2 separate regions of the Homo sapiens genome follow, and region 2 is linked to region 1. A link is an interaction called in ENCODE POLR2A ChIA-PET data of the cell type or tissue named here. Cell type or tissue: IMR-90. All regions are shown on one strand. Each heading gives the region's core, and the rest is flanking DNA. Links, peaks and the distances in the headings are about the cores only. Region 1 overlaps ME3 (malic enzyme 3). Region 2 has its middle 63 kb from the start of ME3.

Region 1 (4,407 bases), core at 218-4,217:
GGCAGTGATCCTTGACCCCTCTCTCTCACTCAACCCCCAAATCTCATCTATCACCAGATCCTGTGCATTTTTTCTCCCCCATGTATCTCTTATCCTCCTGCTTCTCTCCAGCTGCATTCCACCATCCTAGCACAAGCTACCATTGCCTCTTAACTGGACCATTGCAGGAAACTTCTAATTTATCAGCACATTCTTGGACCCTTCCAAAAATTCTCCTCACTGCAGCCAAAATGATCTTTTCTAAAGAACACAGATTTAATTATGCCTCTTCTGTTTAAAACTTTCAGTAGTTTCTCATTGCCCTGAAGCTGAAAACCTAAGTCCTCAGCAAAGTCACCTACACACTGCACAGTCTTGGTCCTGTCTGTGCACCTTCCCTTTTCCAAGCCTTGAACGTGGTGTTTCTTTGCCTAGAAAGCTGCTCAACACCACCCCTACCCCGAGCACCACCACTTGGCCTAATTAACTCTTTTTTGTTGTTATGTTTGAAGATGTATTATTAGTCTTTATCACAGTTTTTTTCACTGTGGTGAGAACATTTGCCATGAGCTCTACCCTCTTAACACATTTTTAAGTGTATAATATGGTATTGTTATCTGCAGACACAATGTTATATAGCAGATCTCTAGAACTTCATTTTTCATAACTGAAATCGTATACCCATTGATTAGAAACTTCCCATTTCCTCCTACCTCTAATCCCTGGAAACCACCATTTTATTATTTGCTTCTATGAGTAGGATTATTTTAGATACCTCATGTAAGTGGAATCAGGCAGTATTTGTCCTTCTGTGACTGGCTCATTGTGTTTAGCATAATGTCCTCAAGATTCATCCATATTGTTGTATATTGCAGGCATTCCATATTTTTAAGGCTGAATAATATTCCATTTTATGTATATGCCCTTTTATCCTCCATTTATCTGTCAAGGGACATTTAGATCCTTTCTACATCTTGGCTATTGTGAATAGTGCTAATACCTCTTTGAGATTTTGATTTTAATTATTCTGGGTAAATACTCAGAAGTGGCATTGCTGGATCATATGGTAGTTCCATTTTTAAATTTTCAAGGAACCTCCATACTGTTTTCCATGGTGGTTACACCATTTTACACTCCCATCAGCAGTGTACAAGGGTTCCATTTTTTCCATAGCCTCACCAATACTTGTTACCTTTTGTTTTTTTGATAATATCCACTCTAACAGAGGTGAGGTAATAACACATTGTGGTTTTAATTTGCATTTCCCTAATGATTAGTGATGTTGAGCATCTTTTCATATACCTGTTGGATATTTGTGTCTTTTCTGGGAACATGTCTATTCAGGTCCTTAGCCCATTTTACAATCAGGTTATTGGAGGGGGTTGCCATTGAGTTGTAAGAGTTCCTTATATATTTTGGAAATTAACTCCTTATCAAATATATGATTTCCAAATACTTTTTCCCATTCTGTAGGTTGCCTTTTCACTCTGTGGATTGTTTTCTTTGCTGTGCAGAGGCATTTTAGTTTGATACAGTCCCACTTGTTTATTTTTACTGTTTTTGCCTGTGCTTTTGATATTGTATCTATAAAATCATTGCCAAGTCCAATGTCATAAAGTTTTTCCCCTATGTTTTCTTCTAGGAGTTTTATAGTTTCAGGTCTTACATTTTACATCTGTAATCCATTTTTCAATATAAGATAAGGGTTAATTTCATTATTTTACATGTGGATATACAGTTTTCTCAATACCATTGTTGAAGACAATTAACTCTTTATTTATCTGTCATATCTCATTTTGGATATTGCTTCCTCAGGGAAGTCTCTTCTAATCACATACCATTCCCAACACAAAGAAAATGACATCAGGACTCCTGGGGTTCCTTATGTCCTTTAACAGCATCCACTGCACCTGCTTTGTAGTATTTCTTCGAATGAATTAATTAATTGGGTGATTATTTATTTAATAGCTGTCTTTACTATTAGAAAATGAACCTTTGTTTTTCCCAGCTAACAACCACTGCCAGACATACTTCATTATACAAAGTAGATGCCCTACAAATTTTTGAGGAATGAATAGCATCACTTTATTTGATAACCATTTTCGTTTGAATGACAAATCACTACATCTTGTATTCGGTTGGTGCAAAAGTAATTGCAGTTTTTGCTTTTAATGGCAAAACCCACAATTACTTTTGCATCAACCTAATATCTGCTGTGTCAACTCCCCCAGTGGAATGTGAGATTTAGGCTTCATCATCTTTCTTTCCACGTATACCTAGCACTATGTATATCACACAGTCTGTGCTCATTAAATGAAAGAGGGAATGAATGAATGAATGAATGATTAGGCTGAGTAAACAGGGTGGGTCTGGTGGTGGACAGCTCAAAAGAGACAGCATAACCCTTTCTAAGATCCTTATCTGTAAGCCTTGGGTTATCTGGTTTGCATAAACTTTCAGCCATAAAAATGCTTCGGAAATTTGTTCCCTATAAAAAGCCAGCCTCTGATCTTGGTTTCTCACCAAGTTTTAACTGCCACTAACGCCCAGATACTTAACTTGAAGCTTCTGTTCTGTCTTCTTTTTTTTTTTTTCCTTACCATGGATAATACAGAGAAAGCCTTTTGTTTCAGACTCGGTGGAAACAACTGGGCCTCTGTGTTGTGTGCAGGTGAGGCAACTGATTTTCTCTAGTTATAAACTTACCCAGTAGCAGGACTCCCGTGGGGTTTTCTTCTAGGGGGAAAGAGATCTCACTACAACAGTGTCGGACCAGTGCTATCATTGTGCTTTAGCAGTATGCAGTTTTTATATTTTAAGGCACTAACATTAATAGATAATTACATTAAGTAGCAGTATTTTTCCTTCTTGTCATTGCTGCTCATTTAAAAAGTCCTATCTTTACTAATAAGTCAGCACTTATCCACTCTCCTTAGGAAATGCTCCAAATTGAATTTCTATTGAGATATTTCCCAAGGACAAGGTTGTCACCTCTACTTCTGAATGTGTGTTAAGGATTAGCATTTGTACAGGACTTTTATCTTTCTTCTGGTGCAGTTTCTCATAATCACCAGGGGTGCAGGTAAAAAGCCCTGGAATCAACATTTACAGGTAGGGGCCAAGGACTTGAATTTTAACCCACCAGCTAAGGTGCTTCTGATGCACACTGAATTTTTAATTTTAAATGTAAGTTTCAATCAATGTCTTCTTCATCCTCTAATCCACTATACTGATTAGTAGATGGGCACAGAAGGTCATTCCCAACAGAGGAACTACCACATGCACACAAAGAGGTATGAAAATGCCTGCTTCTTCTGGGAATGGTATAGTTTGCTCTATTAAAGGCCACCCATGGAAGAGTGGCTGGTGGCAAAGCCAAAAATGATGCACAGCTTATGAAGAGCCTTGCAGGCTTTGCTAAAGATGTTTTAAGTTAGCAAGAAAATTATCAGATTTGGTTTTTGGAAAATGACAGTCTGGCAGAAGTTCTAAAAGGTGTATTCCAGGGGCAGAACAGTAGGAGTGAAGACTAGAATTCAGGAGTTGCAGGATTTTAGTTTAATAGCAGACAAGGTGTGATTTCAATATTGGAAAGAACAGGGATTATAAGGAGGATGGATAACAGAGGAGGAAATTAGAACTATTCAGGAGATAGAAAATCACTGAACTTATTAATGACTTGACTGCATATATAGGTTGAGTGGTGAGGAATCCAGGGTGACTCTCCAGTTTTTACTGGGTTACTGGGTAGCTGGTGGTACCATTGCTGAGTAGGGAATGCAGGAAGATGAGCTTGGTTTGGGGCATGTGGTGTTTGACATGCCTCTGAGACATGTATGTGGGGATAGCCAGCAAGCAGATGAATGTATGCATCTGGAATTAAAATGATTCTGGGGACATAATGCAAAGCATTGCTCTTGCTTGCCATCAACTTTTTACCCAAACTGCTTCACTTAAAATGCAATAGTTGACATTAATTTAGTGAGTCCTTTCTAAGCATCAGGCACTCTGTTGCACACTTTACACACATTATGAGTTATTTTTTTCCTAGGGGAGAAAACTGAAACTTGAAAGGTTAAAATATACCTAGGCCATGCAGCTAGTAAGGGTCAGAGTTGACATTCAAACTTTGGCAGTCTGATCCATCACTCATAATCATTATCCTATGCTACAGTATTCCTCAAAATGTTTAAATCACAACCTATCGTTAAAAGTACACTTTATACCACAAGCTAGTACACATACATACCAATTACACATGGATGCATGTGTATACACACACATACACACACAAGCAAAAGTTTAGCAAAACAGTACTTTTATTAAATGTGAGGCAACCTGCTATTTTCTACTGAAATCTATATATTTTTTTAGATGTTGGTTTCTCCTTACTATTTCACGGCCAGAGTTGGATTGAATTTGACAAAC
Region 2 (4,407 bases), core at 96-4,095, 150 kb before region 1:
CCAAAAATCCTTATAAACAAATACTTTGCCAAACATACACAGTCTTTTCTCTCTCCTGATCAGTCTCCCATCTGTATACAGTGCAAGGTCACTGTCTGGAAAGCTCAGTGTGTGAGATGCCCATGAGAATGTCAGGGAGTTGGGACTGGTCTTGGGGGAGACAGACTACTGGGAACTTAGGAAATTAGAGAATTAGGTTACAATGGGTAAAAGGGCCAAGAGATGGAGAATAAGTGCTAACAGAGCCATGGTGAAAGTTGGCCTGTTCCAGGTTAGAGCAGGGAGGGGTGATGCAAAAACAGAAGGAGAATCTATGGTAAAAATCTGGGCCATTCCAAAAGTGTCATTAAAAACTATGCCAGGGCCTGGGCTGGCTTCATGTGCATGTAACTTGTTTAAACACACAGGGTTTCACACTCAGAAGAGCCTCATGCTTGACTCAATGTCCTGTTGCTGCTATCTCCAAATTTGTAATAATTTTTGAACAAGAAACTCTACATTTTAATTTTGCACTGGGCCCTAAAAATGATGTTACCAATCCTGACCAGGGAGAATTGAACCAAAGACTCATTTCCAGAAATTAAAGCTGGAAGAAAGAATGAGGGAAGGATGAAAGAGTGACCACTCTTGGTTATCAGAGCAGGGAACAAGTACGGCAAAAAGTCACTTTGGAACCTAACCGAACGAGGCAGAGGTCAGTGACCCATCCTGAATGAGCAAGGACTGCGGCAACAGCTGACACCCCCAGTATGGGCTGTGCCTTGAAGTGTGCCTGGCTCAGGGTGCTACAGAGCACTGGCCTTAGGAAAGCTGCCCTGTGGCAGGTGTCAATCCCTATTCAATCAGCTGTGGCCACATGGACAGGGTCTCATGGGCACAGCCAATCAACAGGGAGGGAGAGAAGCAGAGACAAAGTACAGGCAAAGGAGGGTTCCAGACAGACAGAGCTAGATAGAGATTTCAGCCCTGCCACTTACACGTGTTGTGACTTTGGGCAAGCCTCCGGACTTCTCTAAACCTTGGTTTCTTCATACGTAAAATGAGGGAAACAATACCTATTCACAAGGTTGATGAGAAGATCAGATGAGATGTAGTATATAAAGTTCTTACCGCTTTGCCTGGCACATGTAAATAATCAAGTTACTATGACAAACTAGGGTTGGTTTAACAGAACCAGGTTTAAGGAAAGTATGTTCTAATTCCACTGACTGTGATCATGGGCACACTACTTTACATCTCTGAGCCTCAGTTTTCTCCTAAGTAACAGGGAGATAGAAATCTAATACCTAAGACAGTGCCTTGTACGTAGCAGGTACTCACTAACTGTACATTAAATGAGTGAGTGAAGCTATGCATCCTGCTCCACTGCAATAGGGAATCTGAAAGCTATTTGCAAAGCTGCAAAGAGCTTTACAACCATAATAATTACCTTTTTGTTGAATCCAGAGAGTCAGATTTGTAACTTCTCGGGGGGTAGAAATCAAATATGTTTGTGGTCACCTCACCCTGAAAATAAAATAACTTTCTGCGCACTTGCCTGCTTGGGGATTTGGGTCACTCTTTTGTTACTGGCATCATTGCATAGCTAACTAATCCCAGTGTAAATAAATTGGGCTGGGAGTTTTTGCATTGCTCCCCTGCCCTCCCCCAGGTGTTTTTTTCTAGCATAAAAGGGAAATAATGTGATCATAAGGATACCACACATCAAAAAGTATACTTAATGGCAAGACATTCAATATGCGTGTGCCTAAATCAGATGAATTCAGAGCATATCATTTCTTTTCATTATAGCTCATGAAGCATGAAGTGTATTTAGGGAGAAAAAAAACTCATTCATCAGCCTCAGAGATGCCAAGAAAGGAAATGCCTTATGTATGAATGATAAAAAGCACATATTTTTCTTGCTCTGAGTTTACATATCCCATATGGGATAAAAGGAAATCCAAGTGTCACCACCATACCAAGTGCCTCAGATGAGAAGAGTTTCTCAGTCTTCAAGGGTAAAATAACAGTGTGGACACCAAAAGGCCAAAGGTGAGCTTGACCAAACTGGAGGGACCTTGAGACTCAGTAGATTATTAAGGCATTCCACATGTTCTGCTTTGGATGATGGCAGTGTGACATGGTTAACAATTGCTACTGAGGTACATCTGGCTAAATCTCCATGAAAAATCTGTGCTCTTTCTTCCACTGTATAGAGTTGTGGTTGCTGAGGCAAGGGCTATGTCTCCTAGGCCTCTAGCATTAGGTGTGGTTGTACAGATAAGTTCTCACAATGGAATGTGAGTGGAAACGATGTGTGTATATCTTTGGAGAAATATCAATACAAATTTTTTGCCCATTTTTATTTGGGTTACTTGTCTTTTTATTGTTGAATTGTAATAGTTCTTTATTAGTCCCTTATCAGATATATGATTTGCAAATTTTATTTCCCATTTTGAAAGTTACTTCTTGCTTTCTTGATAGCATTCTATGAAACACACAGTTTTAAACTGTGAAAATCCAACTTACCTTTTTTTTGTCGTTGCTTGTGCTTTTGGTGTTACATTTAAGAAATCTTTGCCTAATTCAAGTTCACAAAGATTTGCACCTATGTTTTATTCTAAGAATTTCATATATTTAGCACTTACATTTTGGTCTTTGAGCCATTTCGAGTTAATTTTTGTATATGGTGTAAAGTAGGAGTCCAACTTTATTTTGCATGTGGATATCCAGTTGCCCCAGCACGACTTGTCAAAATAACCTTTCACCATTTGTCGAAATAAGTTTTTCTATTGAACATGTTGGCACCCTTTTTGAAAATCAATGGACTAGGCTTTATTTCTTGGTCTGAATTCTATTTTATATATATATATACACACACATATATATATACACACACTATATATATAATATATATGTATATTGTATATATATATAATATATATGTATATTGTATATATATATAATATATATGTATATTGTATATATATATAATATATATGTATATTGTATATATATATAATATATATGTATATTGTATATATATATAATATATATGTATATTGTGTATATATATATAGAGAGAGAGAGTCTTATGCTAGTATCATGCTGTCTTGATTGCTGTAGCTTTGTAGTAAGTTTTGAAATCAGAAACTGAATGAGTCTTTCTATTTTGTTCTTTTTCAAGATTGTTTTGCCTTTTCTGAATCTTTGCATTTCCATTTGAATTTAGGATAGCTTGTTTGTTGAATTCTGTAAAAAAAAAAAAAAAGCAGCTAGGATTTTGTTAGGATTGTGTTGACTCTGTAGATCAATTTGGGAAGTATTGCCATCTTAATAACATTGTCTTCCAGTCCATGAACATAGGATGTCTTTCCATTCATTTAGATCTTTAAATTCTCTCCATAATGTTTTATAATTTTTAATATGTATTTCTTGTGGCTGGGCACAGTGGCTCATGCCTGTAATCCCAGCACTTTGGGAGGCCGAGGCAGGTGGATCACCCAAGGTCAGGAGTTCAAGACCAGCCTGGCCAACATGGTGAAACCCTGTCTCTACTAAAAATAGAAAAATTAGCTGGGTGTGGCGATGGGCCTCTATAGTCCTAGCTACTTGTCATGCTGAGGCAGGAGAATCACTTGAACCCAGGAGGTGCAGGTTGCAGTGGGCTGAGATCACACCACTGCACTCCAGCCTGGGTGACAGAGCAAGACTCTGTCTCAAAAACACCTATATATATCTATACAGATATGCATTTTGGTTACATTTATTCCTAGGCATTTCATTCTTTTTGATGCTGCTATAAATGGAATTGTTTTCTTAATTTTAAGATTATTCATTGCTAGTATATAAAAATACAACTGATTTTTTTTTATCCTGAAACTTTGCTATACTTATTTATTGGCTCTTATAGTTTTATTTTGGTTTGGTTTTTAGCTCTTTGTTTCTTTGCTTGTTTATATTCCTTAGGATTTTTATATACAAGTTCATTTCGTTTGATAGTGGAGACAGTTTTACTTCTTCCTTTCCACTATGGAACCCTTTTATTTTTTTTCTTGCCTAATTCAATACAATGTTGAATTGAAGTGGCAAGTCTGTATACATTCTTGTCCTGTTTTTGATTTTAGAGGGAAAGTCTCAAGTCTTTCACCATTAACCATGATGATAGCTGTGGGTTTTTCATAGGTGCCCTTCATTAGGTTGAGGAACTTACCTTCTATTCCCAGTTGAATATTTTTTTATGAAACATAGTTAGATTTTGTCGAATATATTTTCTGCATCTACTGAAATGATTGTGATTTTAATCTCTATTGATATAATGTATTACATTGTTTAATGTTTATATATTAAACCAAACTTACATTCCTGGGATAAATTCAGGTCATGGTATATAATCATCTTTTTATGTTGTTAAATTTGGTTTGC

The links. Peaks named below come from ENCODE experiments on the same cell type or tissue, not always from the same donor. Only the 100,000 strongest peaks of a DNase experiment are listed, where the experiment ranks them.
Region 2: POLR2A ChIA-PET joins it to region 1 with 5 read pairs; 3 of 35 experiments call an interaction of 5 or more read pairs at or near these places.

The regions. Positions count from the first base shown.
Region 1 is chr11:86,581,076-86,585,482 of GRCh38, reverse strand. The region is part of intron 2 of ME3 (malic enzyme 3); the gene reads left to right. Among named protein-coding and RNA genes, the nearest start is that of ME3, 89 kb to the left of the region's middle. In IMR-90, for the core only: no CTCF peak of the experiment used is centred there; no DNase peak of the experiment used is centred there.
Region 2 is chr11:86,733,328-86,737,734 of GRCh38, reverse strand. No RefSeq gene overlaps it. Among named protein-coding and RNA genes, the nearest start is that of ME3, 63 kb to the right of the region's middle. In IMR-90, for the core only: no CTCF peak of the experiment used is centred there; DNase peaks (open chromatin) are centred at 1,564 and 1,924; H3K27ac peaks cover 1,278 bases.